Linked DNA regions of Homo sapiens: all the other regions are linked to region 1. Evidence: chromatin loops called from intact Hi-C (ENCODE). Cell type or tissue: endothelial cell of umbilical vein. All regions are shown on one strand. Links, peaks and the distances in the headings refer to the core of each region. The heading gives the core; the rest is flanking DNA.

The links. Hi-C counts contacts between places; a loop is a spot of excess contacts. Peaks named below come from ENCODE experiments on the same cell type or tissue, not always from the same donor. Only the 100,000 strongest peaks of a DNase experiment are listed, where the experiment ranks them.
Region 2: a loop joins it to region 1, with 4 times the contacts of the local background. A loop is called at or near these places in 2 of 110 quality-filtered maps.
Region 3: a loop joins it to region 1, with 5 times the contacts of the local background. A loop is called at or near these places in 4 of 110 quality-filtered maps.
Region 4: a loop joins it to region 1, with 6 times the contacts of the local background. A loop is called at or near these places in 12 of 110 quality-filtered maps.
Region 5: a loop joins it to region 1, with 8 times the contacts of the local background. A loop is called at or near these places in 13 of 110 quality-filtered maps.

The regions. Positions count from the first base shown.
Region 1 is chr6:144,346,311-144,352,549 of GRCh38, reverse strand. The region is part of intron 2 of UTRN (utrophin); the gene reads right to left. Among named protein-coding and RNA genes, the nearest start is that of SNORA98, 56 kb to the left of the region's middle. RefSeq lists an enhancer at 3,262-3,371. In endothelial cell of umbilical vein, for the core only: no CTCF peak of the experiment used is centred there; DNase peaks (open chromatin) are centred at 649, 2,649 and 5,429; H3K4me3 peaks cover 217 bases; H3K27ac peaks cover 5,000 bases.
Region 2 is chr6:144,432,177-144,438,415 of GRCh38, reverse strand. It overlaps UTRN (utrophin), which reads right to left. Exons shown (of 75, transcript NM_007124.3): 10 at 2,278-2,481; 11 at 670-851. Among named protein-coding and RNA genes, the nearest start is that of SNORA98, 30 kb to the right of the region's middle. RefSeq lists an enhancer at 4,294-4,796. In endothelial cell of umbilical vein, for the core only: no CTCF peak of the experiment used is centred there; a DNase peak (open chromatin) is centred at 3,645; H3K27ac peaks cover 1,104 bases.
Region 3 is chr6:144,479,441-144,485,679 of GRCh38, reverse strand. UTRN (utrophin) reads right to left here. Exons shown (of 75, transcript NM_007124.3): 26 at 5,698-5,868; 27 at 3,292-3,471; 28 at 161-295. Among named protein-coding and RNA genes, the nearest start is that of SNORA98, 77 kb to the right of the region's middle. In endothelial cell of umbilical vein, for the core only: a CTCF peak has its summit at 3,390 (motif pointing right); a DNase peak (open chromatin) is centred at 3,379.
Region 4 is chr6:144,413,047-144,419,285 of GRCh38, reverse strand. The region is part of intron 3 of UTRN (utrophin); the gene reads right to left. Among named protein-coding and RNA genes, the nearest start is that of SNORA98, 11 kb to the right of the region's middle. In endothelial cell of umbilical vein, for the core only: no CTCF peak of the experiment used is centred there; DNase peaks (open chromatin) are centred at 1,405, 3,255 and 3,975; H3K27ac peaks cover 2,192 bases.
Region 5 is chr6:144,212,428-144,218,666 of GRCh38, reverse strand. It overlaps TRL-TAA1-1 (tRNA-Leu (anticodon TAA) 1-1), which reads right to left and starts at 2,120; the gene lies at 2,038-2,120. RefSeq lists silencers at 1,764-1,813, 2,025-2,489 and enhancers at 1,904-2,033, 2,364-2,653. In endothelial cell of umbilical vein, for the core only: a CTCF peak has its summit at 2,304; a DNase peak (open chromatin) is centred at 2,146; H3K4me3 peaks cover 1,454 bases; H3K27ac peaks cover 837 bases.

The DNA of each region.
Region 1 (6,239 bases), core at 514-5,513:
CATAGGAGGGAGGCAGACAGATATGACATGTCCCGTGGGACATGAAAAGGGAAATGAGAACTATTGCCTCAACCAACTTGCAAAATGTCCATAACCTCCCTCTTTAAATACCATCACTATGAAATTTTTAATGCATATAAGCAAAGTGAGAATTTAATAATTATTTTAAAGAATTCACATGGGCAAAGGTAAAATATAATAATTCATTTCAAGGTGTTTATTTCTCCTCTATCCCCAAAAGTCCCTTAAACCACATTCGTACACACACAAAAAAGATTCTACTTTTCCTGCTATAACACTCGTTACTCAGAGTTAGATAATAAATACTGATTAACAATCAGTGGGTCTCAGAGTATTGGCAGATGCTAGATTGCATGGGTGGGTTAGAGTTACCTCAGTAGAAAGTGAATTTGCTAGGGGAATAAATTTCTTCTGTCAAACACAGTCTAGGAGCTACTAACACCAGAAAGAGAGTAATGGCCAATGAGTCCAAGGAGAAGCTAAAGGCACAGAATCCAGAAGTCAACAAGAAAATAGGCCAGGGCAGAAGCCAAGTGACTAACTCTGGCAGCAGGTTCCCAGCAAGAGACTGGCTGAGCCAGGAGAAAAGTAGCAGTGTCGGTGTGATAGGAGTTGCTTCTCAGAGTGCCAAGTGGATCGCTATCTGATGAGGTATTTCTACTGGCGATATGTGCAAGTGACCTGGAAGAATCTGTGCAAGGTGCCTATCTTACAAGTGCCACACAGCCCAGCCTTTCAGAGTATTTGGATCAGCGGCATTCAACTGAAATCTATCACGTTTCCAGACTACTATGACAGTTCACCTCTATTTGGAGAAATAACCTCTCTGCAGACTAAATAAAGCTTTTTATATAAGGCATCAAAGGCAAAGAGCACAGAATCATAGGGGAGGCGGCTGCGTGCCCTTTTCCTTTGCTTGCCTGCTTGCTTGCAAGCAATGAAAACCTTTCTGAACAAATGATAGCAAACTTTGAAAACAGCAAAACATCTGGGGCATCTTGCCACAAAGATATCCTCCACACAACTGCAGGCCATTTGCTGTCCTGTATAGCTCTCTATTTCCTGCCATTTACTGGATCTGTGGTTAAATGAACCCAACATAGAATTACAGCTTCAATGCTTTGATGTGAAAAATCACTAACGAATCTAAATTGAAGGACGAGGACACACTGGTAAATTTTCAATATGATGGTGCATACGGGGCCTCATTTAAACTAATGTCTTATCTTCACTTAGCATCTAAATGTATTTTTTCCTGTACTGACTTGAAATACTCTAACACAAACAGACACCATTTATTATAATCCTTCTTGCAATCTGTCAAGTTATGTTCAAAAAATTTTACAAAGATGTACCTTTAAAGACTGACAACAGCCCCAAAACAGGAGGCAGAATAGTTAGGGCTTAATTTTAAGCCTAACTCCACAGCATCTTTCTGCTAACTCCATGTTCCATAAAATATATAAAAAATGGTTTTTTTCATAAATAAATCTGGGACTTACCATCCATATGGAAATAATTTATCAGTATACGAAAATGTAATAAAATAGTGTATCTAAATAACTACTAGTCTCAGCACAGTTTGGGATGATGACGTCTTCCATATCAGCCAAAAAAAGAAAGAAAATACTATAGAATCTAAGTCCAAAGACTCAAACCTCTGTCCTAGATATCTGAAAATAATATCTATCTTTTAAGGTAGCAGTTAACCATTTTAGAACTCAAAAGAAATTCAAATAAGTCCTCCCAAATCTGCCATTTTGTAGGAATTTCCCTTGGAATCATTAAGAGTATAAAAGTCAGGGATCCAAGCAACAAAAGAAAATGAGCAATGCATGAAAAGCCAAATCACTGACGAATTTGTCCAAAGAGCCAATAAACATATGCAGAGAAGTTCAGTTCCACAAAAAAAGAAATGCAAGTTCAAACAACTATAGACTACATTTCATCTCTCTACATGTCATCTGTTGTAGATGACGATTTAACAGTAAAAGCATATTTGCCCCAGCAATTGCCCAAGTAAGCGAAGATACATGTACACAGGTAGTTTTTAATAATGTTTTAAGTGGGATGCCACTAAATCAGGATGGTTTCAATTTTGGTTCAAAAAAGAAAAGCCATGCTCACCCATAGAGGCATACATTTTTACATTCATAGAAAACAAGGGTAGCAGAAGAAACGAAACTATTAACAATGGTTTTGGAGAGAGGAAGGAAATGACAGTTTTCTACTTTGTAGAATTTTCATTTTGCATTACATTTTTTTTTTTTTTAGAAAACAGTCTGATTACTTAAGATATTTTAAAGGACATTTGAACTATATTACTAAAAATTAAATTTGGAGTCAAAAACGTATTTAAATGCTCCTTTTCCTTGAGAGCAACTCCACACAGAGGGCCACAGGAATTCCTGCCCAGCTCACAATCTAAGTTTCAATACTCTGCAGCTCAGACAGAAAGTTTGGCCTGTGTTCCTTTAGTCCTAGACTAAAATTTCACTTTAGCACAATGGTAGAACCTGGCTATGAGTCATCTTCCTCTGCAAAACAATGAAAGGTCTAGTTCAGTGGGAAAAAACGACTTCAGTTGCCAGTTCATTGAACTGTTCAAATTAAGGTCAAAATACTGGAGCAGGAGCGAGGGAGTCGCTGTGTCCAGATCCTATCTAACCCCACACCAGTCCCCTGAATGGCCCTCCAACCAAGTCTTGAATTTGCAAACGGTTAGAATAGGAAGCACCTGGTGCCCTCTAAGTAGGGGTCAGAGAACGCAAGTGAAAACATGAAACAGATCCAAATCCAGTTTCATGAGCATGCCTTTCAAGTAATGCCAAGGAAAAATATATCAAAAACATGATGGAGTGCACAGCTTCAGCTTAAATATATTTCAAGTACCATGATGAATATAATGTTTGATTTCCTACCCTAGACTCTACCTAAAAGAGCCCATTATCAACAGACTAGGTTTTTATAATTTTTACAGAATTTATTATTCCATTTATTTACCTGGAACTATTACTATAGCTTGCAAAGAACTTTAAAATGTGTAACATCATGAATCCTGACCACACTCTCCCGGGGCATCCTCCCTGGTTGGGAGATCCTGTGATCCTCCTGGTTGGGAGTCCCCTTCTCAGAGGTTCAGTGACTTACCCTGACGATGGCAGGGGTAATGGAAACCCAGATCTTGAGGGCCAAGTCTCATCCCTTAAAGAACTGCTCAGGGCCAGGCGCCGTGGCTCATGCCTGTAATCCCAGCACTTTGGGAGGCTGAGGCGGGCGGATCACGAGGTCAGGAGATCCAGACCATCCTGGCTAACACGGGGAAACCCCGTCTCTACTAAAAATACAAAAAATTAGCCGGGCGTGATGGCGGGCGCCTGTAGTCCCAGCTACTCGGAAGGCTGAGGCAGGAGAATGGCGTGAACCCGGGAGGAGGAGCTTGCAGTGAGCCGAGATCCCATCACGCGCTCCAGCCTGGGCGACAGAGCGAGACTCCGTCTCAAAACAAAAAAAAAAGAACTGCTCAGTACCATGTTAATCCCATTTCTCATTTTCTCCACCCAAGATTCTTTTCTTTTGTTTTTGTTTTTTTTTGAGATGGAGTTTCGCTCTTGTTGCCCAGGCTAGAGTGCAATGGCGCAACCTCTGCTCACCACAACCTCTGCCTCCTAGGTTCAAGCAATTCTCCTGCCTCAGCCTCCCTAGTAGCTGGGTTTACAGGCATGCGCCACTAGGCCCGGCTCATTTTGTATTTTTAATAGAGACAGGGTTTCTCCATGTTGGTCAGGCTGGTCTTGAACTCCCGACTTCAGGTGATCTGCCCGCCTCGGCCTCCCAAAGTGCTGGGATTACAGGCATGAGCCACCGCACCGGCCGATTCTTTTCTTTCACATGTCGCTCTTTCTACTCTTTTTCTCCCAACTTAACAATTCTCATTCTCTCACCTCTGTAAGTTATAGTTACCTGGTCTTCCTAACCACCTACTCATTTTCTCTATAATTATTAAGATCTGCAAAAAATTCACGAGTCCTAAGATATCTTCCCAGACAAATCTCACTGCCCTGTGATCACTCCAAATTCTGTGTTCCTTTATTTGGATATAGTCAACTGGTGGGTCTGGCAATCCCTAACATATGACAAAGATGACAACGTTCCTTCCTTTCAGCCACCAGCAAACCTAGCATTCACTTCACACACCATCCTTTCCAGGTCCTAACCTCCACGGGGGAAGAATCAAATCACCTTCATTTTTATATCCCCATACCTCCCCAGAGCTGGGCGTGTGCTAGGTACCTAGCAAATGCTGACTGAATAGATGAGTGTGGTCGTCAACCTCCTGGAGTTCCAACACAAAAGACTTGAGCTCCTTTAAGAGTGAGTCACGGCTGGGCATGGTGGCTCAGGCCTGTAATCCCAGCATTTTGGGAGGCCAAGAGGGAGGATCACTCGAGCTCAGGAGTTCAAGACCAGCCTGGGCAACATAGTGAGATCCCATCTCTACAGAAAAACTATTAAAAATTAGCCAGGTATGGGAGCACATACCTATAGTCCCAGCTACTCAGGAGACTGAGGTGGGAGGATCACTTGAGCCTGGGAGGTCAAGGCTACAGTGAGCTAAGACTGTGTCACTGCACTCCAGGCTGGGCAACACAGCGAGACTTAGTCTCAAAAAAAAAAACAAAAAAAAAAAACAAAGAATAAGCCACAGTTCAGGAGATTCTCCCAGGAGTGTCCCCATCTGGCCTCACATCCACATTCACACACACACACTCAGCCCCTGATGAAATTCTCTTTCCCAAAGTTCTCAACCTGCCTTGCCTCATAAGGACACCACTGCCCTGGAGCCTTGTCTCTTCTGAGAGGTCTGTTCAGCATTCCCCCAGATCAGCCACCTGTTCCCCTGTGACCTTTTCCTGGAGTGTCTTCCAAGATGACAGCCACTGTTCAGCCTAACATAGCACACTCTCCTACATCAGCAAAGACCATAACTAAGCCTCTGTCCAATCTTCTTCCAACTTCCTGTTACTCAAAGGAACTAATTCATTCATTCATTCCACAAGCAGCTACTGAGCCTCTTCTGCACATCAGGCACACATTCAGGTGCTAGGAGGCAGCAGTAACAAAGCTGCCTCTACTCCCTCCCATGGAGCTTTCAGTCTAGTGGGGGACGAATACATTCCCCTGTACCCTCCACATTGGACACCCTTGGCTGGCTTTTGACAAGCTACAGAGCAGGGCCTCAGTCCAATCAAGTCACGATCTCTGACTGTGGGGCACAAGCATGTTGGTGATTCTAATGGGGGACCCAAGTAGTGAATCTTTTAACCCTTCCATCTAAAAAGGAAACAGCTGACATAGAGTCCTGTCAGCAGGCAAGAAAGCAGGAAGGATGGCAAAACGAGCAGGGCTCCCAGGAGTGGTTTCCTGAGCAGTGGCAATTTCCAGACATGAGTCATCTGGGCCTTCATAGATGCCTAAATGGCCAGTCCCGCCTCCAAATTATTCATTTCACATTTTCAAGCTTGTTTTGAAACTTTGGTTTATCTCAGTTATATTATTGTTAGCATCTAGTGAAAATGATGATACAGCTGGATAAAGATAGAGATCGATAGATAGATAGATGATAGATAGATAGATAGATAGATAGATAGATGATACATAGATAGACAGAGAGATAGTGATAGAGATAGAGATCTATTTTTTTTTTAAACAGAGTCTCGCCCTGATGCCCGGGCTGAAGTGCAGTGGCGCAATCTCAGCTCACTGCAACCCCCGCCTCCCGGGTTCAAGCGATTCTCTTGCCTCAGCCTCCCAAGTAGCTGGGATTTCAGGCACCCACCACCACACCCAGCTAATTTTTGTATTTTTAGTAGAGACGATGTTTCACCACATTGGCCAGGCTCCTGGCCTGAACTCCTGACCTCAGGTGATCTGCCCGCCTCGGGCTCCCAAAGTGCTGGGATTACAAGCATGAGCCATTGTGCCTGGCTGAAAATATTATTTTTAACATTAAATTTAATGTCCTTATTTCTAACAAGATGACTAAAGAGCCTACACTATGGACACACACAAAAAAATCAGTTCAATAGCAACTGATGAGAGGAGAATCTAGGCCCTTGTGAAATTGGAAATCATGTACACATTGGTTTTCTATTTTTATTAAAATAACATGCACTGAAATACATTTTAATTTTAAAAATGCTATTTTCCTAAAGCCT
Region 2 (6,239 bases), core at 862-5,861, 86 kb before region 1:
AATAAACCATGAGAAAGCTTTAAAATAAAAGTCACAAAATGGAAAAGTAGATCAATACTCCATAGTCCTGTCTTCACACCAAGTTAATGTTTAGCTAATCTTAACATTGCAAATAAGTAACTGCCCCTATGAAATGTCTTTTCCTTTTTTTGGAGACAGTCTCACTTTGTTACCCAGGCTGGAGTGCAGTGGCTGAATCTCAGCTCACTGCAATCTCTGTCTCCTGAGTTCAAGCGATCCTCATACCTCAACCTCCCAAGTAGCTAGGATTACAGGCATGGCCCACCATGCCCAGCTAATTTTTGTATTTTTAGTAGAGACGGAGTTTCGCCATGTCGCCCAGGCTGGTCTCAAACTCCTGGCCTCAAGTGATCCATCCGCGTTGGCCTCCCAAGTGCTGGGATTACAGGCATGAGCCACCATGCCTATCCTCTTTTTCCTTTTTGTTAAATTCTGTATTCCAACTTTTATCTTTTGGTGTGGCTAACACATCAAAGGGGAAACAAAGATCATGCAGAATTCCAGCAATATTACCCGTAGAAAAGAGTCTTACTTTTCCAAGGCAAGTTCTGTAATCATCTCGCTTTCACAGACATGCAGACATCTACTAGAGCTCAACTGTGCAAAGCAGCCTGTGGAATTAAGTGCATTTCTTGGCTTTCCACTCACCGGGACTGTCTGTCCATACTCTCCACCCTAAGAGCCTCCCATCTAGCATTCAGCAGGGTCATCTGTTCCTGAATCTCAAATTCTTCTTCGTCTGACAGAGTTCCTTGTGTTATCAGTTGGTTGCCTGCCTGCAGGACGCTGCCCACACTGCTCTGGTGTGCAGTCAGTTCCATCATAAAAGCCTAGAAAGGGACATTGTTATAATTTGTGAGCTACTCAGTGCAAAAAAAAAAAAGGAAGACTGAACAAATTGCTAATGCCTAACCTAAATGTCAGTGATGCAGAAAAAGGTAGCCTAGTAGAGCGCAAATAAAATAGACATTGACCACATTTTTTAATCTCTGAAAATAGGAATAAACACCTGCCATAAGTTAAAAGAGAAATAGCTCAAAGCAAGCAATGATGCATCTGATAATACCAGCTATTTTAAAGTAAATGCTGACTATGCTACTCATAGATCATGAACATGGAATTCTAAATAAATAAAATAAAAGGCTGGGTGTGGTGGCTCACACCTATAATCCCAGCATTTTGGGAGGCTGAGGCAGGTGGATCACCTAGGCCAGGAGTTCAAGACCAGCCTGGACAACAAGGTGAAACCCCGTCTCTAACTAAAAACACAAAAAATTAGCCGGGCGTGGTGGCACATGTTTGCAGTCCCAGCTACTTGGGAGGCTGATGCAGGAGAATCACTTGAAGCCAGGAGGTAGAAGTTGCAGTGAGCCAAGATTGTGCCACTGCACTCCAGCCTGGGTGACAGAGTAAGACTCTGTTAAAAAAAAAAAAATTATAAATATATATATATACACACACATATACATATACATATATAATATATAAATAGATTATATATAAAAATATTTATATATTTTATTTATATATATTTATTTATATATTTTATTTATATATAAAATAAAATATATATTTATTTTTATTTATATATATTTATATATAAATATATATTTATTTATTATATATATAAATATATATATAAAATAAAATACCATACTCACCCAAGAGGAACTGTTTAAGAGATATTACCACTTATATTATTTTCTATCCAAAACAACAAATAAGATCTGTCAATTCACATAACTATACAAAAGAAAAATTTAACCAAAAGAAATCTCCATATAGTGAAATTCACTATGCTGCAATATAGTATGTCCTCAAAGGAGCAGGAAACTTTTATGATATGAAAAAATACAGGAACCCTGGGTATGACATTTGCTTAATCATGCAATTAAAAAGAATAATCATTTCCTAGGGAACACTCAAATCTTAAAGATTTGGTGTATTGGTTCACTCGTTTGCTTTTGAAATATAACAATGCACTTCAGAACTGAGCAGTACTATGCAATGATTTTCATCAGTGGCTCTCCAAAACACACAAGGAGACTAAAATCTAAAATCTAATTCTGAGGCACAGTTTAATCACCCATACCAATTTTGTGACAAAGCACTATTTAAATATCACAGTTCCTGAAATAAACCATTGACCTTTCCAAAGAACAGAATTCAGTAGATAACAAATAGGAGAGTAGAGTCCCTGATTAAGGCTCAGGTCCCGTGGGGGACACACCCTGCTAAGAAACTACAGATATTTACTTCATGGGTTGCAAACTGGTCTTTGACTTCTTCAACATCATCAGAAATATCATCCTGCTCCTGGAAAGTGTCCTCAGCAGAAAGCAACCAGGTCAGCACTTCCTCCAACGCAATCTGATAGCTGTCCAGATCCATGTCAACCTCAGTGACAGTGCTGGGAGTTTCAGCTCGGGGACTCTCATGCTCCTCCTCAGGCGCTGTACTCTGTAAAAACAAAGCCAAGAAAAACCCACACTAATCATCAAAGCAAGAGGTGTTCAGCAAACTCACACTGTATGGCGAACCCAAAGTACCCACCACTCTGTCTTAGGCACTAATCCAATTCTCAGGAGCCAAATGGGCACTGCCATGAATGAGTTAGAAGCATTGAGTAAGTGCACTAGGGTAGCAAAGAGTATAAAAGCAGCATGCACTCATGAATTCTGTACTCAAGGAGATTCTAATATAGTTAGGGACAGAGAACCCACATGAATCACTTCTGAACAGAAATTGAAGAACAGCTATTAGAAAAGTAAATGCCATGGTCCCAACAAGGCATGATATTTGAGTTCAACAAAGGCTAAAACAGGAAAGTTTCGTAGAGGAGCTGGAACGTGTTAGGCCTTTTCTGTAATTTAAAGAAAAAGAAAGGTGAGAATTCTGCCTTGACCCTTAGGTAAATTGCTTTTGCTGAACTGCATTTTAGCATTGCATTTTAGACACTAAAAGACAGCCACACAGGCTGCTGTACTGATTGTATTTTTCTTAGGCAGTTGCCCTCTGGTTTATCTGATGGCCTTTTAGGGCTCATGGAATAAATTTCTATCAACCTCTTTCTAAATAACTGAGTATTTCCATATATACTTTAAGAGCTTATAACCAAATTGACTCTCCCTAGTTCTTTTGTTCCCTTTCAGAGCAAGATTTCTTGAAGACTTGCCTACATTCTGTCTCTACTTTATCAACTCTCATGCATGATTTTTAAGTACAATATTTCAAATGTACAGAAACGTATAGAGAACAATACAAAAAATGCTCAAGTATTTAACAGCTATGGTTTGTTAACATTCCCTTTAACTTCAACTTGCTATTTGCCCCATGACTCAACTGAAAAGGCTTTTACCAATGTCATCAATAACCTTCCCATTGCCAAACGGACCTTTCTAGCATCATCTTCAGGGTGACCATATAATTAACCAACAAACTAGAGTATTTTTGATGATAACTGTGCTCAAACAACAAATCCAAACCAGAACTGTCCCAAGTAAGCCCGGAGAGCTGGCCACCCACGTTCCTTGCTTCAGACCTTGGTAGCACTCCTCAAGGCTGAGCAACTTGAGCTTTCAGAAGCTTGTTTCCCTGCTTCTGTGACACTGCCCTGGTTTCCTGCTGGTTCAACAGCAGCTGCTGACTCATAAGTAATGAATCTCCTCAAAATTAAGTTCTAGGCTCTTTTTTCTCCCCACTGTATACTGTGTCTGAGTAATCTCATCTACTCCTATTGGATTTAAAGAACATCTAGAACCACCTAGGAGTCTGGATTCCAAACTCTCATATCCCACTATTTTCACATCTCTACTTCAGCGCCTCCTAGGCATATTAAACCATGTCCATATTCAAAACCTTTACTTTCTTCCAAAGCTTGTTCCTCCTCAGACTTCTCCAACTCAGTAGATGGCTCCTCCCTGCAACTAGGTACTCCAGCTACAAACCTGGGAGCCAGCCCCAGCTTCTCTCTCCTTCATCTTCCACATTTAATACATAAGTAATTCTGACCTTCCTTCAAAACTTCGCTCCCTCTCCCTCCCCCTCCCCCTCCCCTCTTTCCACGGTCTCCCTCTGATGCCGAGCCGAAGCTGGACTGTACTGCTGCCATCTCGGCTCACTGCAACCTCCCTGCCTGATTCTCCTGCCTCAGCCTGCCGAGTGCCTGCAATTGCAGGTGCGCGCCACCACGCCTGACTGGTTTTCGTATTTTTTTGGTGGAGACGGGGTTTCGCTGTGTTGGCCGGGCTGGTCTCCAGCTCCTGACCGCGAGTGATCCGCCAGCCTCGGCCTCCCGAGGTGCCGGGATTGCAGACGGAGTCTAGTTCACTCAGCGCTCAATGGTGCCCAGGCTGGAGTGCAGTGGCGTGATCTCGGCTCGCTACAACCTCCACATCCCAGCCGCCTGCCTTGGCCTCCCAAAGTGCCGAGACTGCAGCCTCTGCCCGGCTGCCACCCCGTCTGGGAAGTGAGGAGCGTCTCTGCCTGGCCGCCCATCGTCTGGGATGTGAGGAGCCCCTCTGCCTGGCTGCCCAGTCTGGAAAGTGAGGAGCGTCTCTGCCCGGCCGCCATCCCATCTAGGAAGTGAGGAGCACCTCTTCCCGGCCGCCATCCCATCTAGGAAGTGAGGAGCATCTCTGCCCGACTGCCCATCTTCTGAGATGTGGGGAGCGCCTCTGCCCCGCCACCCCATCTGGGATGTGAGGAGTGCCTCTGCCCGGCCGCGACCCCGTCTGGGAGGTGAGGAGCGTCTCTGCCCGGCCGCCCCGTCTGAGAAGTGAGGAGACCCTCTGCCTGGCAACCGCCCCATCTGAGAAGGGAGGAGCCCCTCCGCCCGGCAGCCGCCCCATCTGAGAAGTGAGGAGCCCCTCTGCCCGGCAGCCACCCCGTCTGGGAAGTGAGGAGACCCTCTGCCTGGCAACCGCCCCGTCTGAGAAGTGAGGAGCCCCTCCGCCCGGCAGCCACCCCGTCTGGGAAGTGAGGAGCGTCTCCGCCCGGCAGCCACCCCGTCCGGGAGGGAGGTGGGGGTCAGCCCCCGCCAGGCCAGCCGCCCCGTCCGGGAGGGAGGTGGGGGGTTCAGCCCCCCACCCGGCCAGCCGCCCCGTCCGGGAGGTGAGGGGCGCCTCTGCCTGGCCGCCCCTACTGGGAAGTGAGGAGCCCCTCTGCCCGGCCACCACCCCGTCTGGGAGGTGTACCCAACAGCTCATTGAGAACGGGCCATGATGACAATGGCGGTTTTGTGGAATAGAAAGGGGGGAAAGGTGGGGAAAAGATTGAGAAATCGGATGGTTGCCGTGTCTGTGTAGAAAGAAGGAGACATGGGAGACTTTTCATTTTGTTCTGTACTAAGAAAAATTCTTCTGCCTTGGGATCCTGTTGATCTGTGACCTTGCCCCCAACCCTGTGCTCTCTGAAACATGTGCTGTGTCCACTCAGGGTTAAATGGATTAAGGGCGGTGCAAGATGTGCTTTGTTAAACAGATGCTAGAAGGCAGCATGCTCGTTAAGAGTCATCACCACTCCCTAATCTCAAGGACCCAGGGACACAAACACTGCGGAAGGCCGCAGGGTCCTCTGCCTAGGAAAACCAGAGACCTTTGTTCACTTGTTTATCTGCTGACCTTCCCTCCACTATTGTCCTGTGACCCTGCCAAATCCCCCTCTGCGAGAAACACCCAAGAATGATCAATAAAAAATATATATTAAAAAAAAAAAAGACTTATCTCAAATCCATCCAGACCTTTCCATTTCCACAACCACACACATCCATCTTCTGAACTGGAATACCTGCTAACAAGTGTCTTTACTTTCCTGTTTTCCCCCACCCAACACTCTCACCTTCACAATCCACAGTCCATTTCTCACACAGCAGCCAGAATGATCTTTCAAAAATGTAATGCCATCATAAGACGTACCTGCTGAAAACCTTTCACTGGCTTTCCCAATGCTCTTAAGATACAATTTAAAATTCTTAACACAGTTTACAAAAATACTGTGATAGTAAGAAACCAAGATAGAGTGACAGAAAGAGAGAGAGAGACAGAGAGTTGTATTTTGATAGATTAATCAGAAAAGACTTCTCTGAAAAGGCTCCATTTAAACTGAGGAAAAATGTGCAGGCTGCCATATAATGGTGGGTGCAGAAGCATTTAACAGAGGGGAACCTGCATGAACAAGAGTCTTGGGGGAAAAGTCCACTCTAACTGCAGGGCAGAGTA
Region 3 (6,239 bases), core at 557-5,556, 130 kb before region 1:
TGTATAAACACTTCAGGCTATGGAAGAAAATGCAAGTGACATTGAAAACCACTGAGGAAGCAAATGCATTTGCCTGCGTAAAGCATTACATTCCTCATTGTAATACACGTGTGGCCTCATCACAGCAAAGAGAAATGCCGTGGAGATCACGGGTTCCAACCTCCAGGGCTTCGTTGACAGCATCCGTCTTCTCAGGCAGGACCTCTGTGCTCTTCATCCGCTCTTCCAAAGTGTTTAACCAGGTAGTTTCAAGATCCAAATAGTGAAGCAGTTCAATCCAACAAGACCAGACCTCCTAAAGCATGAAAAATTTTAAATTAGACAAAAAGCCATTTCACACATCGTATCTCTAGTACTACACATTCTCTTTAATCGCTAATAATTTCATTTGGATGTGAGTATACCTAGGAATTCAGAACTGATGGAGTTGAAACTTCAAAAAAATAAAATAAAATCGGCCAGGCGTGGTGGCTCACGCCTGTAATCCCAGCACTTTGGGAGGCTGAAGCAGGCAGATCATGAGGTCAGGAGATTAAGACCATCCTGGCTAACACGGTGAAACCCTGTCTCTACTAAAAATATATATATATATATAAAAATATTAGCCGGGTGTGGTGGCGGATGCCTGTAGTCCCAGCTACTCTGGAGGAGGCAGGAGAATGGCGTGAACCCGGGAGGCGGAGGTTGCGGTGAGCTGAGATTGCACCACTGCATTCCAGCCTGGGCAACAGAGCAAGACTCCATCTCAAATAAAATAAAATAAAATAATCAACAAAATCATATGAGACCAGTTGGTGAAGGGTGGGGAGCAAAGAGTGGGCAAGAGGCTGCCTCACTCTTTAAAATAAATTCCATGATCTGATTTAAATGTCAAAAATAGAACTATATAATTAGTAAGAAAAACAGGAGAGAAACATTATTTAGTTTGTTTTTTAAAGACCAAGTGCGGTGGTTCACACCTGTAATCTCAGCATTTTGGGAGGCCAAGGCAGGTGGATCACATGAGGTCAGGAGTTCAAGACCAGCCTGGCCAACATGGTGAAACCCCATCTCTACTAAAAATACAAAAACTAGCTGGGCATGGTGGCAGGCACCTGTAATCCCAGCTACTCGGGAGGCTGAGGCAGGAGAATCACTTGAACCTGGGAGGCAGAGGTTACAGTAAGCCCAGGCCACGCCACTGCCCTCCAGCCTGGGTAACAAGAGTGAAACTCCATCTCAAAAAAAAAAAAAAAAAAAAAAAAAAAGTTTGGTTTTTGAACAAAATGAAAAAATTGCTCCCAATTGTAAATTTTTAAAAAATAATTTCATAGAAAATTGAAATCTCCTGGGCCCCACCCAATTCCAACTTGGAGCTAACTGATGTAAAAGTTTGCAATGTAGCCTTCCCAACTTTTTTCTAAATTCATGAGGACATGTCAATATAAGAGAGCCACATTTTACCAAAACTGGAGTTATACTGTTCTTACTGTGTTGGTTTTGATCACTCATTCCCCTCTGAGGTTTCCAGAGCAGGGACCCAGGGGTTGTGTAGTGGGTGGAAACATTTATAAATTTATAATCCCTTATTATAAGAGGAACTTATTTGAGTGGTAAGTTTAGGAGAAAGAACTCAGCTGGATGCCTCCTGGGCTTGTCGTCTTGAATGTACTGAATGAGTGGAGGCATCTTCTGGTTTACATAAATGAGTGAAGGCACCTGCCGGTCCACTCTCCATATGAAGTATGCTTACCAGATCAAGGAGCAGTACATTTTTCTACAAAGGGCCAGCCAGTAAATATTTTAGGTTTTGGGAGGACACATTTGCTTCCTATCACAGATTCTTCTTGGAGGGGGGTATGTGTTGTACAACCCTTGAGAAATGTATAAACTATTCTCAGTTAACCAGGTATCCAAAACCAAACTACAAGTTAGATTTAAACCCTCAGCCAGTCCGGGTGCAGTGGCTAATGCCTTTAATCCCAGGACTTTGGTAGGCCAAGGCAGGAGGATGGCTTGAGCCCAAGAGTTCCAGACCAACTTGGGCAACATAGCAAGACCCCCATCTCTACAAAAAAAATTTAAAAATAATTAGCCAGGTGTGGCATTGCAAGGCTGGAGTCATAGCTACTCAGGAAGCGGGGGCAGGAAGGTCACTTGAGCCCAGGAGTTTGAGGTTACAGTGAGCTGTGATCATACCACTGCACTCCAGCATAGGTGACAGAGCAAGACCCTGTCTCAAACAAAACAAAACAAAATCCTCAGCCATAATTTTCCAGCCACTGAATTAGAATAAAAGAAAAGAGGTTCTAGTCCCCCAATTTCCACAAGCAAAAAGCAGACCAAAAATCTGCTCAGATGCAAGCACAACCTCTTTTCTTATGGGAAAGAAAAAATGACTCAAAGAAGACCACTTCCAAGAAGCAGACAGATCCCAAATCAAGTAGCTTTCTTACTAACTTGCCTCAATGATATATATTTATCTTAGCACAAAATTGGTTTAGAACAAGAAACGAATGAATTTACAAATGAATGAATGATCAAAGTAATGAATGAATTTAGGTTAAATATTGCAGTTGCCATTTTTTACCATTTCAAGATTTGCCACAATACAAATATTTGTTTTACGTCAAATTGAATGTAAATTAAATTGTTGTAAATTGAAAGCCTTCTTAAATCTTCCAACAAGCAATAACAAAAGTCATACTACTATAAAAACAAACAAGCAAAACCTCACTCTTAGTTTAAAAAAATTTCATAGACTCATCTACATTTTACGTGTAATGGCCAGGGAGAAAAAAAAAAGGTATTTTATCTAAGACCCAGTAAAACTGTCACATATTTAAGTTCTATTTTTCCTTCAGGTGACTCTTGAACTTTAGACACCACTCAAAAGAAAATAATTCCTCTCTATGTACTCAACCAGGCAAAACAAAACAAAAGAGAGGCTTGAAATGTGCTCTGCAATTTTTGGACTGGAATAGGCCCTACAGATCATCTGTTACATGAAAACCTGGATTGCACCTATAAAAAAAGTAAAGTTTGAATATACAAAATGACTTGCCCAAGAACCTTCTGATAATTAGGGACAGATTTTGGTCTCCTGTTTTTAACCCCTCTTTCATTTTTATCAAACTATTTCCCAAGAACTATTTTTTCTTTATAATCCAGAATTTGAAAGAAAAGAGAAGTTTTCTCCAAGATTTGAAAATGGCCAAAACATTACAGAGTTTGGATCTCAGAAATACATCACTGAAAATAATAATAATAATAATAATAATAATAATAACAACAATAATAATAATAGCATACCTCTAGCGTGTGGCACTTTCCTCGAATTCTATTACAAAGAAGTTGGTAATTCTCCAGCACAACATTCAGCTCAGACGTCAACTCCTGGCCACCAGAGGGCACCTTGGCAGCTAATAACTTGATGTTGTCCTTGAGAATCTTCACTCTCACCTCCTTCTGCAACACATCCTCTTTTGCCCTCTGTTCCAAGAAAGGATGGATGAACTTGAAAAACGTCTCCCTTTCTCAGTAACCAATTTCTTTTCTTTCTTTTTTTTTCAAGAATTAAACCAAAGTTAAAACATCTGGATGATTCTAACTGCCAAAATAGAACATTATTTAGGTAACAGTGAATGGTTCTTTGTGGGGTTTTGTTTTTGTTTTTGTTTTTGAGATAGAGTCTTGTTCACTACAACCTCTGCCTCCCAGTTCAAGAAATTCTCCTGCCTCAGCCTCCCGAGAAGCTGTGATTACAGGCACCCACCACTATGCCTACCTAATTTTCATATTTTTTAGTCGAGATGAGGCTTCGCCATGTTGGCGGGGCTGGTCTCAAACTCCTGACCTGAGGTGATCCACCCACCTTGGCCTCCCAAAGTGCTGGGATTAGAGGCGTGAGCCACTGCACCCAGCCCAGTTGAGCGTTTTTGAAATAAGAATGCTAACTCTGAAATTTCACTCATGCATCCAATGTACTCAGCTCCCACAAATGTTTTCATTTCATAACAGCAGTGTTAACGTAAGTTATCCAAAGTATGTTTACTGACATGAAGTATTTTCAAAGTCTGGGTCCAAGATCAGAATTTAAGTGAGTGAATTTTCATTATCACTGGAGGGCTGAGCAGATTACACTGTGATAAATATATTTTCACAAAAATTGAGGTACACTATGGTAGAAGTATCTTTAAAAGTTCTCTAAATAATTTAAGCTTTTTAAAAAATTATAGAACATAGGCACATGTATCCTTCTGCTAATTAATAGCATTTCAATGATAAAGTTAGACTGAGATGATCTGATCCAGAAATAGCTGTTTCTCAGTGCTAAGATAAACAATCTGACATTCAGGAAAATCAACCTATCAGGTTGGTGCAAAAGTAATTGCAGTTTATGCCATTACTTTTAATGGCAATAAATACAAATAAAACAGTCTTTCACTTTCCCCTTTACTTTTCTCTACTACTTAATGGTTTTGAACTTCCTTAGATTGGGGGAAAGTAATTAAGTGTAGTGGTTTTGTAAGTCCTAATGGCTGTTTGAAAGAATAAAAATAAATAAAATGTTGCCCAATCAAATATTTAAATATCATTTTTCTCAAATCTCATCTATAGCAACTTTTAAAATCCACAGAACTACAATGCCAATAGTGTAAAGAAAGACAATAAATGAGACAATTCTTAACATGGTAGCCTATTTTAAAATACCTTATGTACTGAGTATTTTTAAATCTTTCAAAAAGAGCTACACTAAAAAAGATGTTTTAGTGAAAAAACAACTTCCAACAAGTCTCCTGTCATATTTACTTTGATTCATGTATAATAATGTATGAATGTCATATAATCCCTTTTTTGAAAAAAATCACAGATTTTTGCTTTAGTTACACTTCTAGGTAAGTTAACTTTGAGGTAAAACATTAGTCACTGTGTTGCTTAAGCTTACAGGAAAAAAAAGCTTTGAAAACACCATCTCCTTTGGCTTGAACATTCAAGGACAGTTGAAGCTGTGTTAGAAATTTGGGAATGATGCCCAGTTCTTTTATTATATATAAAAAGAGAGTGTTCAAGACTATCGACAGAGGAGTACAAGTTTACAGGAAATGTATCCAGTGGATCCAACTAATATGAACTCCCCGATGCATTCCTACCGCTATTCCTACCTGCTCTAATGAAACGTCAGTGTTCATATGTGCCGTATGTATTAACTGGAAGATTAGTAACAGGAAAATAAGAATAAACCTCAGACAACTTGGGAGGTCTCTTTTGTTCCCCTTACAAAAAATAACTCTTTGTGAAAATGTTTGGAAATAGTGATGAATGCAATTAATGCCACTGGATTGTGCACTTAAAAATTAAGCTGACCAATGTTATATGTATTTACCCCAATTAAAAAAAAATGATCATTCTTCCTCATGCCCACTACCAGAGGTTTTTAAGTCATTCTCTGTAGCCTCCCAAAGGTCTAACTTAAGAGCTTGTCTCATGGGCCCTCATGGACTCAACTCATGGGCCAAGCCAAATATGTGGACTCCTGGCTTTCTTCCCCTGCTAAAATTAGAGCAGCTACCCTGTTATGTTTTTTTAATTCAAAAACCTACTGTGAAAGATGCTACATGCACATAGTGTTTGACAGATAGACAGATGATTGATGTGCTGGTTTTAAAGGGAGGAGGGAGGCATGAAGCCTGTTGGCACTGGTCGTCCCCGCCTCACCTTCATCTCTTCCACAGCACTCTCAAGCTCTTCTGGTGACTTGTACTCAAAATCCCGCTCCAAATATTCTTCCTCGGCCTGGGTCATCCATTCCTGCATCTCTGCCAAGTCTTTCTTCAGGTTCGCAGCTTTTTCTTGACTTTCAGACAACCTACTTTTTTGAGTAGCGATCTACAAAGGAAAAGCCATTCCCCCAAATAAACAAATGTTAATGTGTTCAATGTCAAGTTTTAGCTCTTAATATTTAAAGGCACAGTAATAACTTTCCACAACGAATTGCATGCTTTAAAATTCAGATAAAATCTCATACATCTCATGCTAACGCTGTGGAATATAAGCAGTAATGAAAATAATCTTAAGACTGGGATTCCACACCACATTTGGATAATACTCTTATCTCGAAATAGCTATTATAATTTTGACAATGCATAACTGTTGACTGTAATCCCAGATGTAGGAATCTAATCTATAACAGTAAAAGCACATATATGAAGTAAATTTAATGTAGCACTACTTATAATGGAAAAAAGAAAAAAGAAAGC
Region 4 (6,239 bases), core at 624-5,623, 67 kb before region 1:
ATCAAAATAACACAGAGATGTGCAAGATGCAGGGGCCACTTTCCAGAGGCAGAACTTCAGGAAGCCGGGTAAGGGGTAATTTCCCCTTGAGGGGAAAGTCCCCTGAGGACTTGCTACCCACTGTCAGTAAAAGCAATGGGCAGAAGTGGCCTTCGTCACCTGCCTACGTCTAATCCCCCTCCCCCACCCAACCAGAAGTACAATTCTGCAAAATAGCCAACAAATAACCGAATTCACTTTCAGGTCTTAGGCATAGCAAAAATATATTATATAGGTAAAGCGCATGGGAGAAACAAATGGGGTTATATAGGCATAGAAAGGATCTTAGAAAATACTGATGATGGCAAGGGCAGCTAATATAACACCTGGGCAGCCTGAAACCCTTCTCAAATCCACTCTCCACTTTCCAAAAAATAGTATAATATAAAACAACTGGCTGGGCACGGTGGCTCATGTCTGTAATCTCAGCACTTTGGGAGGCCGAGGCGAGAGGATCACTTGAGCAGGAATTCGAGACCAGCCTGGCCAATGTGGCAAAACCCCATCTCTACTAAAAATACAAAAATTGGCTGGGTGTGGTGGTGCACACCTGTAATCCCAGCTACTTGGGAGACTGAGGCAGGAAAATTGCTTGAACCCAGAGGAGATGGAGACTGCATGCCACTGCACTACAACCTAGGCAACACAGCAAGACTCTGTCTCAAAAAAACAAACAAACAAACAAACAACAACAACAAAAACAGCATTATATAAAAGAAATACAGGCCTGGCACGATGGCTCACGCCTGTAATCCCAGCACTTTAGGAGGCCGAGGCGGGCGGACCACGAGGTCAGGAGATCGAGACCATCCTGGCTAACACAGTGAAATCCCGTCTCTACTAAAAATACAAAAAAAAAAAAAAAATTAGCCGGGCGTGGTGGCGGGCGCCTGTAGTCCCAGCTACTCGGGAGGCTGAGGCAGGAGAATGGCATGAACCTGGGAGGCAGAGCTTGCAGTGAGCCAAGATCACGCCACTGCACTCCAGCCTGGGTGACAGAGCGAGACTCCATCTCAAAAAAAAAAAAAGAAATATAAATATTTATTCATATTATAAATAATTATGGATGTCCATTAATGACCTCATCTGTAAACAAGAAGCCTCTTATTGGCCATAGAATTTTGGGCAAGTTACTTGGCCTTTCTGCATCTATTTGTTTACCTGTTAAACTAAGATGACAGATGTTCATTAAATGGTTGATGTGACTATATCACAAGCATAACTTTAGTGTTTTCTATTGGCAGAAAAGTGTAATAAAATATCAACAATATCTGAAAGGACTGAGACAACAACTAAGCACTTCTTCATCTCAAGCAGGAAGGCAAAAGCAGGCCCTGAACATGAGAACATGGTAGTGTCAATTCACAGAGAAAGATCTCACAAGTCTCAGGTTTCATTAATATGTCATATGATGACCTGCAGGAACATATCTCATTCAAAAACAATTAACTACCTTTTGTTGTAAAGTGAAAGCAGCCATAGAGAATACATAAACAAATAAACCAATTGGAATGACTATCTTCCAATGAAACTTTATTTATAGACACTAAAATTTGAATTTCACATAATTCCCACATGTCACAAAATATTACTCTTCTTTTGATTTTTTTGCAACCACCTAAAGCTGTAAAAACCATTCTCAGCTCATAGGCCATACGGAAACAGGCAGTAGAAATATGAAATGTTCTTAGACATAATGATAGCAAGCATTTACTATGTATCATATGTTCTAAGAGACTTATAAAGATTTAGTTGTATTATTTAGATGTATTATTTATTTCCTTATAATAGTATTTCGAGAAAAACAGCATCATCTTCTTCATTCTACAGGCGAAGAAACTGATGTGGAGGTGACTTAACAAATGAGAGGCAGAACCAGGATCTGATACCACAAAATCTGGCTCTAAATCTATGTTTTCAACATCTGTGCTATACTGCTACTAAAATTATGAAGACACAGGACTAGGACAGATAGGGAAGAAAATATTTCATCACTGGACTGGGATATGTAGGGAAAAAAATATTTAATCACTGGAGTGGGTGGGATATATTTAGTGGCCCCCCAAAGAGAGCAACAAGATATATACTACATTTTGATGAATTCAAAATGCAGACTATTTTTTTTTCTAGTACACCACTTTAAAGCGTGTCTGGTGCTTTGGTATCACAAGCTGTAAACTTGGGATCCACTCTGTGAAACAGCTTGGAAATGTCAGAAGTCATCTATGAATAAAAATAAAAACTGATTCATCCTGACAGTTAACCTCTTATTTCAATTTTGAAATCTTTGCAAAGACTCATTTGCAGAGACTTCTCTGACAAAGAGAATACAGTTGAATAATGCATTTGGACAAATATTTAGTGAATACCTCCTTTGTGCTTGGCCCTGCAGAAATGCCAAGTTCAGGTCATTCTCCTTATTCTCAAGAGAGTTTCCATAGTTTTCCAATAAATACAAAATGGTATAAATGAACAGTCTTGAACTTGAAGGGTATATAAGCCTTGGGTCACATTTAACTTTAAAAAAAGTAAACAACCACATGACACAACTCTAGATGACAGATACTACAGCCCTGGCGTGGCCAGCTTTGGCTGTCCCCAAGTCTCATCTCCCTCTACCATCACCATTTTGACAAGTGAGACCAGCACTCATGCTTGCGGCTGGGACACTACTGCTGCTGGATTTTAAAATGTTAGAGCACAAAGGCGAACGGTCAGCACAATGCAAGGGGAGAAGCCAGGGGGGTCTAGCGGGGAGCAAGGGCTGCAAACAACTGCAGTGATGACACATGTGAGGGAAGCAAACCTGATGAGCCCCAGGCACATCTGGAGAATCAGCTGGCTCTGCAGGCTCAAGTGGCAGCTCCTGCTCAGTTCTAGCTAAGGGTGGCCATATGGGAATTCAGGTTCACTGTGGGCAGAACTTCTCATTTTTAAAAAGAAGGTGGAAATCTGAATTTATATGTATAACCTCCTGGTAACTGTAATTTCCTAAAACACTGTGCTAAACAAATAGATCTTGTCTACAGGCACACCAGGTCATAGGGTGACCGATGAGCAATTTCTGCATAGAGCATGACCACATATAGGTGAAATATAGGATTAATCAAAGAGGAATGCCTTAAGGAACTGGTCAACTCTGGAGAAAGGCCACACACAAATATGCACACACCCACACACACACACACACACATACACACACACACATCCACGGACTACAGAATATGATTAATTGCAAATACATCACATATCAAGAAATAATGACTCTTGCTCAGGCCAAAAACAAAGGAGTCATTCCTGATTCATTTCCTTTCACTTCTTCTCCACCTCTAACCTACCCACCAGCCCTGTCCTTCCACTTCCAAAAACACATCCCAAACATGACCACTTCTTACCATGGTCATTGTGTCAACTCTAGCCCAAACCGCCATTATCTATTGCCTGAACTCCAGCTCCAGCCAACTGATCTCTTTGCTTCTACGTAAGAGCCAGAATAATTCCAATTTTAATGTGCAGACCACATTGTGTCAATTTCCCTGATTTACCCTAATGGGCATCCATTACAGGCAAATCCAATCCAAACTCCAAATAAAAATCTTGTGAGATCTGGTCCCACCCTCTCTCTGATCTGATACTGTATTATTCTTACCCTACTTCAATACTCTCAAAGCACAATTATTAATATTTCTACCACAGATCATGTTTTTCAGCAATAGTAGTAGTAATAGAAAAAAATCTACAAAAAATTGAATAAGAAAGTAAGATTTAGAAAGTGCAGTTTGGATTTCTTAAAAGAGTGAAATTCTAATTCTTTGTATCAATAACAAATCAGATGCAGAATTGGGCCTTGGATTTTCCAGTAGAGAGATAGATCAGTGCCTACTTTCTGTCATACAGTATGCGAAAATCAAGGCTGGTGAAAGCAGCTCTTGACTTCACGGCACTCAGATTCCAAATACAGTCATGAGTCACTTAAGGACAGGGATACATTCAGAGAAATGCATCCTTAGGTGATTTCATCATTGTGCAAACATCATAGAGTATATTTACACAAACCGAGATGGAATAGCCTACAATATACCTAGGCTAGATGGTATAGCATATCACTCCTAGGCTACAAACCTATAGAGCATGCTACTGTACTGAATAATGCAGGCAACTGTAACACATGGTAAGTATTTATGTATCTAAACACAGAAAAGGTACAGTCAAAATATGATATAAAAGATTTTAGGCTGGATACAGTGGCTCATGCCTGTAATCCCAGCACTTTGGGAGGCCAAGGCGGGTGGATCACCTGAGGTTGGGAGTTGGAGACCATCCTGGCTAACGTGGTGAAACCCATCTCTCCTAAAACATAAAAATTAGCTGGTTGTGGTGGTGCACACTTGTAATCCCAGCTACGCAGGAGGCTGAGGCAGGAGAATCGCTTGAACCTGGGAGGCGGAGGTTGCAGTGAACCAAGACTGCGCCACTGCACTCCAGCCTGGGCAACAGAGAGATACGCTGTCTCAAACGAAAAAAAAAAAAAAGATATAGTACACCTGTATAGGACACTTAACATGAATGGTGCGTACAGGACTAGAAATTGCTCTGGGTGAGTGGTAAATGAATGTGAAGGCCTAGGACATTACTGTATACTACTGTTGACCTTATAAACACTGTACACTTAGGCTACACTAAATTTATTTTTAAAATATTTTTCTTTCTTCAATAATAAACCTTAGATTACTTTATAAATTTTTCAATTTCTTTAATTTTTTGACTTTTATAATAACAGCTTAAAACACAAACACATCACACATCTGTGCAAGAATATTCTGTTTCATTTTGTCCTTATTCTACAAGGCTTTTTCAATTTTTAAAACTGTATTTTTTTAGTTTTCAAACTTTTTTGTCAAAAACTAAGACACAAACATACACATTAGCCTAGGCCTACACAGGGTGAGGATCAATAATATCACTGTCTTCCACCTCCAGATCTTGTCCCACTGGAAGGTCTTCAGGGGCAATAACATACATGGAGCTGTCATCTCCTATGATACCGATGCCTTCTTCTGGGACACCTCCTGAAGGAACTGCCTGAGGCTGTTTTGTAGTTAACTTTTTTTTTTTTTAATGAGTAGGAGTACCCTCTAAAATAATGGACCAGACACAGTGGCTCACACCTGCAATCCCAGCACTTTGGGAGGCCAAGGCGGGCAGATCATGAGATCAGGAGTTCGAGACCAGCCTGCCAATATGGTGAAATCCCGTCTCTACTAAAAATACAAAAATTAGCCAGTCGTGGTGGCACATGCCTGTAATCCCAGCTACTCAGGAAGCTGAGGCAGAAGAATCGCTTGAACAGGGGAGGTAGAGGTTGCAGTGAGCCATAATTGTATCTCTGCACTTCAGCCTGGGCAACAGAGCAAGACTCCATATCAAAATAAATAAATTAATTAAATAATGATAAATTTATAATAAATACATAAGCCAGTAACACAGTTGTTGGTTATCACTACCAAGTATTATGTACTGTACATAAGTGTATGTGCTAGACATTTCTACAACTGAAAGCACAGTAGGTTTGTTTACAACAGCATCACCACAAATACCTGATGACACAGTTTGGCTGTGTCCCCACCCAACTCTCGAATTGTAGCTCCTATAATTCCCACGTGTCATGGGAGGTGCCCAGTGGGAGATAAGTGAATCATGGGGGTGGGTCTTTCCTGTGCTGTTCTCATGATAGTGAACAAGTCTCATGAGATCTTATGGTTAGTTCCCTGCACATGCTCTCTCTCTTGCCTGACGCCATGCAAGACGTGACTTTGCTCCTCCTTTGCTTCTCACCATGGCCTCCCAGCCATGTGGAACTGTGGGTCAATTAAACCTCTTTCCTTTATAAATTACCCAGTCTGGAGTATGTCTTTAGTAGCAGCATAAGAACAGACTAATACACTCGAGTAAATGGCATTGTGCTATGCCCTTATAACAGTTACAGCATCACTAAGCTATGGGAATTTTTCAGCTTCATTATCATCTTCTGGGACCACGATCATATATGTGGTCCATCAATGAGTAAAACATCCTTATGTGACACATGACTGTAGATTTAAACAAAAAACAGTACTAACATAATATGGCAAACACGTTAAGGTGAATTTGCAAATCTAGCTTGGTGCTGCCAAAATTGTACAAAGAAACAGATACAGCAG
Region 5 (6,239 bases), core at 401-5,400, 130 kb after region 1:
TGGCTCCCACGTGGCTTACCCCACCTGTATCTGTCTCCCTCTCCCTCTTGCCCCTCCCTCATCCCTGCTTCTCTTCTTTCACCTCTCAACTAAAGCTGGCTCTCTGAGGAAGAGTCAGGCCTTCCCAAACCACTCCTTTAGCACCTTGGGCATAATTCATATTTTTTCATTACAAATGTGGCTTATTAAAATCTCTGTCTCTTGCTATCTGAGCTCACTGAGACAGAGGCCGGGTTATTTATCTGCACATCCCAAGTATCTAATAGTGAGTGGCTCAGAGCCTGTTCTCAGTTGCTGGCAGGATGTTTATTTCCAAAATATGTAGACACTCTTTTTCTCTTTCCTTTTTGAACAATTCAATTCTAAAGCCATTACATGAGCTTAAGCAATGTATAGATCTGCACTGGGGAGGCAGGAATTCAGGGAGTTACAAACATGGACAGGGAGACAAAATAGAACAAAGTCTATAGTGTTGGATCAGAATTGGAGGTATATATAAACTCCTTGATATACATAAAGATATATGAATAAATATAGATATATATTTATATAGATATACAAATAGATAAATATGCACACACACACACTCCTTAATTCTGTCTACCCAGAGGGCCTGGAAGTAGCAACACCTCAAAAGCAATGAGCACACCTAGCACTGAGACCTTGGTTTCTAGATACCATTCTCCACTAAAAGGAACCAAGGATCTTTAGAAAATGGCTGATTCTAGTACTGGGTCAGGAAAGCACAAGGTAAATCTGGACCATCTTGGAGTAGGAAGTAAGGAAGTGCTAAAGAATAATGCAGACAGGTCAAAAGTCAGCTTGAATGGGCTGTCACTGGCCCAATCTGAGACACTCTGAGCATCAAAATGAATGAATGGATTGTAACCATTAATTAAAATAGGGCACCATGGATACATACGTACATAACTTATAATTCCATAAATAATTGAATAAAATGAAAATTTGATAAGGCACCGGATATTACACAGCTTCAAAGCACTTCCCTCTAAAACAGGTACTAATCACAAAGGGAAAACAGTAACTTTACAGAGGAGAAGCCTGGCAGAGAAGCAGGCCACACGGAAATCATGCGACCTGAGAGGCTGCCGTGAGAACACTGCATGGCTTCTGTGGAAGTCCTGCTAAATAAACAGAGCCTGGATCTCATCAGGAGGAAACACCAGAAAACCTAGACTGACAAAGGGACATTCTACAAACCGGCTGGCTTGTCAGCAGAAGTGTCAAGATCATGAAAGTCAGCAGAGGCTGAGGAGCTGATCCACACGGAAGAAGCCGAAGGAGACAGGACAAGTAAATGCAACGCATCATTCTGAAGAGGAGCCTTTTGCTATAAAGAACATTCTTGCGACAACTGGTGACCGATTGCGCACCGAGGATTAGATGGTATTAAATCATCAATGTTAATTTCCTGATTTTAATAGTAGTACTTGGGCATCCACTAGGTATTTTACTTTTAAATGATTCAAGAGAGGAAAAAAAGTTATTTGCAGTGTACTTGCAACTTTTAAAAATTCTTAGATGGCTCTCATTAAACAAACAATTTTAAAGGGAGAAGAAGAAAAAAAAAACTTGACCACGCTGTATTTAAAAATTCTAAGCCGAACCCAAGTTGGAGTGCATTTTACATCTAGGATGATACAGTCTCCGCCTTCTAGGAGTTAATAGAAGAGTTGTGTGCACAAAATTAACATTGGCGGGGGAAAAAAAAGGGAGAGAGAGAGAAAGGGAAAAAAAAGAGAGATGCATTTTTCACTTTTTTGCAGAGGCAGTTTTAAAAATACCCTCCAGGTCACAGCCCTCCCCCTCCCGGCCGCCTCCCGCCCCGCAGCTGGGGAAGTGAGCAGAGCTCTGAGGGCCGCCGCCTGCGCGGTCTCTTGGTGGGAAGCAGGACTTTGCGTGTGAGCGTTGCGCTTCTCCCAGCCAGAAGTCGGAATTCTAATGTCCAAGGCGTGGTGTGTTCAGTGAGATTCGTATTTTTAAAAAATAAAATGATTTAAGAGAAAAACCTAAAGCTACCAGGAGTGGGGTTCGAACCCACGCGGACATATGTCCATTGGATCTTAAGTCCAACGCCTTAACCACTCGGCCATCCTGGTGCAGACGTTGAACCTTGTTTTTGCTCCGCTTACAAGGCATCCTCTACCTCCTCCTGCCCGCACCCTCCCTCCAGAACGCAGAGAGTTTTCGCCGCCACTGTCTCGGCTCTCTCAGCCCGGGCTGGGGCGGCCGCCACGCCGGTACCTCGGTTTCTCGCCGCCGCGGCTCACTGTTGCCCCCGGCCCGCTGCGGCAGTGAAGACAACTGCAGCGGAGCGGCGCGCTCTCGGTTGGGGTGGAGGCCGCGGCAGCGGCGCTCGCGGGCCTTTGGCTGGGGCGAGACTCCAGGCCCTCCAGTTGCGCTTTCAGTTTCGAGGTGCGCGGGCGCCGCAAACACACACCAGCAAACTTCTGGGTTCCTGGGAGCGCGTTCTGGAGGCGCCTGGTTGGTGGTGCAGGGACGCGGCCCACAGGGCGGCGTTTAGTTTGTGTTGTTCTAAGCAGAGTAGGTTTCAAGGAATGAGGTGCACGGGCAGCAGCAGAGTTCCTGGACCCCTGCCCCTAGGGGCCGCTTTTCTTCTTCGCACGTGCCACAAGTCACACGGGAGGGAGGCTTTGTAGAAATGCGCGTGTCGGCTGTGCCACGCCACATGCAGGGGAGCGTGGCAAAGTCGCCCTTCCTGGTGGCTGAAGGCACCATCGCCACTGCACAGTCTTGGATGCAGCGCAGTGGCCTCCTCTTTGCCCCCGCTACCCTACGATGCAATGAGATATTTCTGTTCCCCTTCCTTGTTTTGCAATGCTGTCCTTCCTTTCTGTGCACATGAGATTCAGTTTGTCCTGTTATCCCTTTTCCCAGGACTTCCACTCCATTCCCCACTACCCAGGACCTCATATCTACCACAGAACCCAGAGCCCAGGCTCTGTGTTGTGGAGTGGTAGGGGCCTGTGGCTGAGCTGGGATCTGGCAGCCACACGACTGTCCGGCCACGCCCTTGTTCATATGGTGCAGGCAGAGACTTCTTCATCAAGAACTTCTATCAGCCTGGAGACTGCACACACTAACCTCACTGTGCAAGACCTCACCAATGGCTCTCCTACTGGGTCACATTGTAAGAACTGTCTTGCCTCTTCCTGGAACTCCTGTGATCCCTGGGAACACGGGCTGTCACGAGCCTGCTGCCCTGGTTCTTGGAGTTTCCGCCAACTCTTAGAGAACTGCCCCTGCGAGAGGGCCTCAGGATAGTAACCGGGAGAATCACCCCCTTTACACTTTGCCACACAGCATTGTAAGCTGTCAGAGGCCTGCTCCTGTGTCCTGACCTCAACAGCACCCCTCCTTCTAAGCGCCAGGCCCGGCCCTCCGAAGTACACGACAGGAGCTCAGGCAAGAGCAGTTCCTCGGGCCTTGCCCTGCGGTGCTGAGAGAAGAAAGGGAACTTAGACTCTGCCAGGGTCAAGAGGCAGCCACGTGGTGATGACATGGGGTCACCAGAGTGCCACCTGCCACCTGCCACCCGCCATCTCCATTGTATGGCGCCAAATTGTCAGAGGCCACAGTCTTGATAAAAATGGCTTTCAAGGCACTGAAATGATAATAATAACACGGATTGAGAACATGTCACTATGTGACAAGCATTGCTCTAAGCTCTTTACATATATCTTCTCATTTAATTTTCAGCTGAGCGTCGTGTTGCGTTCCTGTAGTCCCAGCTACTCGGGAGGCTGAGGCCAGGGGATTGCTTGAGCTTGGGAGTTCAAGGCTGTGTCTGTCATAATTGTGCCTGTAAATAGCCACCACTGCACTCCAGCCTGGGCAACATAGTGAGATTCCATTTCTAAAATAAATGAATAAAAATTTCTCAACAACCCTGTAAAGTAGGTGTGTGAGGGACACATTCACACCACAGTACTATTTGAATGATATTTTTGTTAACCCCAGACTCAGCTTCCAACAAGCCCCTAGTATAAGACAGTTTGGAGTAACACAGCTGCATCGTAGGGTATCCCTTAGAAATGCACCTTCTGAAGCCTCAAAATTGTATTAAAATTTTCTGGCTGCTGTTTAAGGATGGGCCTGGTACAAGTTAGTTTATCGTTGGTCATCTTTGGAAAAATACAACCTGCCACACAGCAAAACTATACCAGTATCTCCCATTACTAATGTTTTTCTTCCAATGTGATTTTGACACCCCTCCCATTAATAGATGGAATGTGGGGGGAGGGGGAGGTTTGTGTTCTCATTCATTGAATCTGGAAAGGGGCTTGTGTCTATGGAGGAGTGATACTATGTGACTTCTGAGGCTAGGTCATAAAAGTTGCTGTACCTGTACTTCACTTTGTTTTTTTGAGATACTTGATCTTGGAACTGAGCCACCATGCTGTGAGGAAGCCCAAGTAGCCACATGTAGTTGTTTCAGGTGACTGCCCTCAAACAACAGGCAGTATTAACTGCTATAAATATGACTGCGTGAGCCTTCAGATGATTCCAGCCCCTAGCCATCAAGTGACTCCTCCCCCACAGCCACTGATTCCTTCTAGTTAATTGCCCCATATTATTATGTATGCAGCGTAGACAGTTTGTCCCCATAGTATCCTTTTCCAATTCCTGATTCACAAAATCTGTGGAAATAATAAAATAGCTATTATTTGTTCCACTGTTTGTTTGTTCGTTTGTTTAAGTGAAGCAATTGATAATGAAAATTCTGAGAATGATAAACTGGGAGTGCGGTGATGAGGCACTAGGAGCACTGGAAGAGACAGGCAATCTGAGAATAAAGCCGGCACGGGGGGAAGCAGAACCCCAAGATGGAGAGAGTCCAAGGTCTGATTCCATCATTGGAGACATTTACTCCATCCTTCCTAGAAACTGGATTCAGGGCCATGCTGCCATCTTCCAAATCTACATCGTACATGGAAGTGTCTGTGTGGAAGAACAGAAGTTCCATCCCTGGATGCTTGCTGCAAGGGTGGATAGGAAAGAAAGTTCTGGCTTCTGCCTCAGGAAGCAGTCTTGAAAATGGAAGAAATTCCCCAAACATAGGAAAAGTTGCCAAACTTGCTGGCAACTACAAGGCATGACAAATACCCACTTGAGTGTTGGAACAAAATGTGAAAAGCACTGTGCCATGGCATTTGTTATAACTGACAATATTAGAGAGTAAATGTCAATATTAGGACAGATTTTGTAACGTTGAAATGGCTTCACGTTCAAGAAACTGCATTTAACGTACTTCTTACAGGGAAATGTTCCACGCTATTTAAACTAGTTTTCAGTGTGTATATGTGCTTAGTTAAGCCATGATATTCTTCATACATTCTGCGATAGTTTTAAAAATATGTCCATAAATGCTTTCATACTTCTGTCTTCAACAGGGGAAGACTACCTTTCCTCCCCTTGAGTGCGGGCTGAATCTAGTGACTCCTTTCTAATGGACAGAATAAAATGAAAGTGGTCTGCAAACTTGGAGATCAAATCATCAACAGGCACTGCTGCTACCACTGTGGTTGTCCTGTCTTGGATCATTCACTCTGGAGGATGCCAGCTGTGATGTCCCACATGGAGGCTCTGAACGGAAGCCTCTAGTAACCACCACAAGGACCTGAGGTCTCACATGAGTGAGCTTGGAAATGAATCTTCCACCTCAGTCAAGCCTTCTGATGACTGTAACAAGAGGCAGCAACTTGACTGCAACCTCAGGAGAGACCCTGAGCCAGAACTACCCAGCTAAGCCCTGATTTCATGACCCTCAGAAACCAAGTGAGATAATGAATATTTGTTGCTTTAGGCTGCTAAATGTTGTGCTATTTTTTACACAGCTATGAGCACTAATACGTTAATATTAATATTCTATTAATACTATAATACACTAATTCTAATACTAATACTATAGCACTAATACTAGGCAAAGTTAGTTTCTCTAGCACTGATGATGTGCTCACAGCATGTATTTTGTTTCTTTACATCTATTTTATTTTATTTTATTATTTTCAGAGTTGTTTATATATATTTTATTTATTTATTTAGAGACAGAGTCTTTCTGTGTGGCCCAGGCTGGACTGCAGTGGCATGATCTCAGCTCACTGCAACCTCTGCCTCTGAGGTTCAAGCGATTCTCCTGCCTCAACCTCCTGAATAGCTGAGACTACAGGTGTGCACCACCATGCCCAGCTAATTTT